Regions from separate parts of the Homo sapiens genome. Here region 1 is linked to region 2. A link is a loop called in an ENCODE intact Hi-C map of the cell type or tissue named here. Cell type or tissue: heart left ventricle. All regions are shown on one strand.

Region 1 (2,500 bases), 64 kb after region 2:
TGGCCTCCACGACCAATGTCTCCCTGCTCCTTGGTCATTGGGAAGGTAAGCATACCTTGCCTTGTGTCTGATTGTTCTTTTAAATGAAGATTTCCATTTTTAACTATAGAAGTGACACATCCTCATTGTGAAAAATATGTAGAATGTGGAAAAGAAAGAAGCAAAAGAAGTTATATAACCTGGCTAAGAACATGGAGAAGCTTCTCTTAAAAAGAGGTGTCCTCAGCTGCTCGCCTTCCACACGCCTTCCTCACAGAGGAGGCAGCCTTGATTCCTGGGTGGGAAATGCCAAAAATGACGGAATCAAAGCCTTTTCTGGAAGCGGGCAGAGATTTCTAGGGGTGGGGAAGAGAGAATATAGAACTTAAGAGAACTGAGCTCTTGATGGAAAGTGGGGGTGGGGAACACAGAGGGGAGGCCCAGAGACTGAGAGGTCTAGGAGAACGGGTTAAAACCGAGGCCAGAGCCCCGGAAAAGGAGCCCAGAGGCCCCAGCTCTTTCCCTACTTACTTACTGTATCTGTGTGACCTTAAGCGAGTCCCTTGGTCTCTCTGAGATGCAGTATTTTCCCAAGTGAACGGGCATTGCCACACTTCACCTCCTCAGGGCGTTGTGGGGACCTTCAAAGCCGTAAAGCCCTTTGTAAATGGTAACGCCTAACACAAATAGGAGAGCACGCTGCCCTCTCTGGGTAGGCCCCTCATCTGGGTCCTGGTTCCAGTCTGGTACTGAGCCTCTGGAGGACAAGGGTCACATTTATTCCAATTTCTCTTCTGCATGCCCCAGTGCCCACTGAGCACAGTGGGAATACAAACACATTTATTATGCACTCTGCATATGACTAGAAGGAACTTTGGAGCTCAGATCCACCCTTTACACAGATGGGGAAAATCAAGGCTCACACCACAAGGTGAGCTTGGTGGTATCTTTACAACTCCAGGTAGTGACAAAACCAGGATGCAGATTCTGAGGAATGAACGAGTGAGAGAATGAAGGGAAATGGGGCAACAGTCAGCATGAGCAAGGGCTGACCTATGGTGGGTCTTAGCCTTTACTGTGCTCAGTGGCCCCACAGCACCATCGTCTCTCCAAGGAGCACGGAAGCAGCCCCCCGTGTGGGGTATGGGCACAGACCCCAGGGCCCAGGCAGGCAGGGGATGTGCCAGTGGTCCTTGCCACGGGCCACCAGCTTTGCCACCCTGCTCCAGGGCCCTGGCCTCTCCCCAGGGTGCAGGACGCCACTCCCAGGCACTCTGGCTCCGTTTCTTACCAGGCTGCTCTGGGATGGCAGCATCCCAGCATCGCTATAAATAGCATCTCTCCTGGGCCCCAGACGGCCAGTTGGCAAACACTATAATTTGCTGAAAAGTTTGGAATGTGTCTAAAAATGAAGAAGGCAAATGAGACCAGCCATGAGGGGGAGCAACCGGCGTATCCATTTCAGAGAGGGGCTGAGCCTCACTCCTGCTTCTTGCCAACTTCTTTACAAGGGCACTGCAGGCAAAGCTTCAGGGAGAGGGGACAAATATGAGTCTAGGAAAGAACTATTGTCATTTCCAGCATCAGCTGTGGCGGCTACCTCTTGTATTGGCCTCACCCCTGACCTTCCTGTCCTAACCAAAGAACGAGAGGAACTGCCACTGCTTAACCCTTTGTTGGGCTGTGCTAATGAAATTGAAGGGAACATGGTGAGCATGCGAGGACTGTGAGAGCCAGAAAGAAACCCCCAAAATAATTTCATTCAATAGTTTCATCCAAACTCTCCCAGTTTGCAAATGAGGAAGTGACTTGACAAAGGCCGGGCACCAAGTTGAAGCAGAACCAGATTTTGGCCAAGGTCCCTGGGCTCCCAGCTGGGTGCTGGGCATTGGATCCCAGGCCTGCTGTGAGGGCTGGCTCTCTTAGGGAAAGGGGAAGGGTCCCATGGCTCTCCCATCATGCTGAAGGTTGACACCTGACAAGTCACTGCAGCTTTCCCTTGTTCTGCTCTGATTCTCATTCTACTCTAAGGAGGCACAGCCACCATTATCCTGATTTTATGGCTGAACAGGCCGAGCTTCAGGGTAGAAACTCATCCTCATCCACAAAGCCATGGGAAGGCTTGATTAGAATTTACCACTCTGTCCCCAGACACTCTGGGCTGTTCCCACCTTCAGGTAGAACTCACTGCCTCAAAAGCCACCTTTTACTGTTCTTTGTCTTATCTTCTGGGATTGTGATTTTCCCTGTAGGAAAAATCATGGACAATGGCAGTAGACTGGCGTGGTGGCTCACACCTGTAATCTCAGCACTCTGGGAGGCCAGGCAGGTTGAGACCAGCCTGGCCAACATGGTGAAACCCTGTCTCTACTCAAAATATAAAAATTAGCTGGGCGTGGTGGTGGGAGCCTGTAGTCCCAGCTATCAGGGATGCTGAGGCAGGAGAATCGCTTGAACCCGGGAGGTGGAGGTTGCAGTGAGCCGAGATTGTGCCACTGCACTCCAGCCTGGGCAACAGAGT
Region 2 (2,500 bases):
CACGGGAGATGTGGGTAAGATTGGTAAATTGTGTCAATATCAATATCCTAGTTGTGATATTGTCCTATAGTTTCGCAAGGTGTTATTGTTGTGGGAAACTGGATAAAGGATACACGGAGTCTGCATTTTCTTTTTTTTATTTTTATTTTTTGAGACGGGGTCTCACTCTGTCATCCAGGCTGGAGTGCAGTGGCCCAAGTATGGCTCACTGCAGCCTCGACCTCAACCTCAAGTGAACCTCCCACCTCAGCCTCCCAAGTAGCTAAGACCACAGGCGTGCGACCCCATGCCCAGCTAATTTTTAAATTTTTTGTAGAGACTAGGCCTCACCATGTTGCCCAGGCTTTTATTTCTTATAAGTATATTTAAATTTATAATTATATCCACATTTTAAAATTTTAATTTAAAAAATTACTCTGAGGCCGGGCATTGTGGCTCATGCCTCTAATCCCCAGCACCTTGGGAGGCCGAGTTGGGCAGATCACCCGAGGTCAGAAGTTCGAGACCAGCCTGAGTAACATGGAGAAACCCCCGTCTCTACTAAAAATACAAAATTGGCCGGGCGTGGTGGTGCATTCCTGTAATCCCAGCTACTCGGGAGGCTGAGGCAGGAGAATTGCTTGAACCCAGGAGGTGGAGGTTGCAGTGAGCCAAGATTGTGCCACTGCACTGCAGCCTGGGCCACAGAGAGAATCTGCCAAAAAAAGAAAAAAAAAAAAATTTCAGCCGTACAAGGATGTTCATAGCAACCCTGCTGGAAATAGGAAAAAAAATTGGAAATAACCTAAACTACTCACAATAGGAATCAGCTAAAACCCTGGGGGTTTAATTCCAGGGAGTACTGTGAACAATGACAAGTTTGTGGACTGAGTAAAAATAAACAGCTGTCAATGACTTAACATTAAATGAAACAGCAGAAGATGTCACAGCAGGTTCTCGCTGAGCCATTCAGAGGGGTGTGGATCATTTAGAGGTTCAAGTCCACTGGATTCTTCTTTTTCCTTTTAATATTACTTCACTTCCAAATAAGGAAAGGAAAGGAAAGGAAATCACGTCCAGTCCTGAGACTTGCCATCCTGCAGTCACCCCTCCTTTTGTCTCCAGCAGGTGGCAGACGCGTTCCAGGGATGAATCCCACTGCCTCTGTTTAATGCAGACGGTCCAGCCGCTCCCAACAGCAGGTGGGGCTATAAGCATCCATCCTACCTGCTCAAGGAACCCAGGCATCAGAACTGCTCTCTCCCAAGTCCATTGCAAGAAGGCAGTCGTCTGGTCATGAGAGGGTTAACAGTCCACATTCCAGAGCAAGGGAAAAGGAGGCTGGAGGGTCATAGACAAGGGGAGGTGGCGCGGAGGGCCAGCTTCTCACAACACTACCGGCTCTGCTGGGAGAGATAGATCACCCCCAACAATGGCCACAGCTGTTTTCATCTGCCCTGAAGGAAACTGACTTAGGAAGCAGGTATCAGAGAGGGCCCTTCCTGAGGGGGCTTCTGTCTGGCTTGTAAAACTGTCAGAGCAGCTGCATTCATGTGTCGGATGATGGATGATGGAAAGGAGGACAGTCGGCTGCAGATGGACACAGCGACTTGCAAGTTGAGGCAGGTGGCAAAGGACTTGCAGAGGCTCTGCAGGTGGGGCATGCTGATTCATTGCCCAGTTAAAATACCAGAGGATCTGGGCAGCCTCTTCACAGGAGCTGCTTGTCCTCAAACAATCTGTCTTCAATGAAAGATTCCTCTGGCCTTCCTTTCTCTTCTTGCACCTCAGGTGTGAATCCTTCTCCCCCACGCCTCTACCTGCCCCCCCGCCCCCCGCCCCGGCCCTGTGTGGCTCATTATATGCAGGGCCAAGGCAGCATTTTCTCTTAGCTTCTTTGTGACCACTTGGTCCTGGGATGGCTTCATGGAACACATCCTGTGGTGTGCACCAATGAAGCTTTCCATACAGGACTCAAAACTGTTTTTGAAAAATGTAACCAGCTGGAAGACAAGAAAATAAAATGTCAGCACTAAAAACGCTGGCTGTGGCTTTTGCTAAGGAAAGGAATTTGGTGTTGTCTTCTCACACACACAGACTGGTTGGGGAAATGACTGTCTTCAGCACATCACCCTGCGAGCCACAGTGAGTGCCCTGGCTCAGAAGTGCCTGTCACAGTGCACAGGATCCCTGAGGAGCATGAGCTGGGATTTCCTCTGTGCTGTCCACCACAGGAGCCTGAGTGACCAGCGCATCCTCGATTTGTAACCAGAATCCTGCCCTCTCTCCCAAGCGGGCACCCTTGCTCTGACCCTCTAGTTCTCTCTCTTGCCTTCCAGAGAATACCAAGAGAGGCTTTCTTGGTTAGGACAATGAATGCTGAGACTTGTGGAGTTGGGACCAATGGGATTTCTTTAAAAGCATCTTTTTGCCTCTGGCTGGGTCTATGGGGGTCAAACAGAAACGCCTTGGGCCATTTGTTGGTGGGGTGACAAATGAACTTGGCCTGAGAAATGGAATA

The links. Peaks named below come from ENCODE experiments on the same cell type or tissue, not always from the same donor. Only the 100,000 strongest peaks of a DNase experiment are listed, where the experiment ranks them.
Region 1: a loop joins it to region 2, with 7 times the contacts of the local background. A loop is called at or near these places in 109 of 110 quality-filtered maps.

Annotation. Positions count from the first base shown.
Region 1 is chr17:43,695,474-43,697,973 of GRCh38, reverse strand. The region is part of intron 3 of LINC02594 (long intergenic non-protein coding RNA 2594); the gene reads right to left. Among named protein-coding and RNA genes, the nearest start is that of LINC02594, 32 kb to the right of the region's middle. In heart left ventricle, no CTCF peak of the experiment used is centred here; a DNase peak (open chromatin) is centred at 1,213; H3K27ac peaks cover 960 bases.
Region 2 is chr17:43,759,200-43,761,699 of GRCh38, reverse strand. No RefSeq gene overlaps it. Among named protein-coding and RNA genes, the nearest start is that of SOST, 1.7 kb to the right of the region's middle. RefSeq lists a silencer at 965-1,259. In heart left ventricle, a CTCF peak has its summit at 1,131 (motif pointing right); a DNase peak (open chromatin) is centred at 1,139; H3K27me3 peaks cover 5 bases.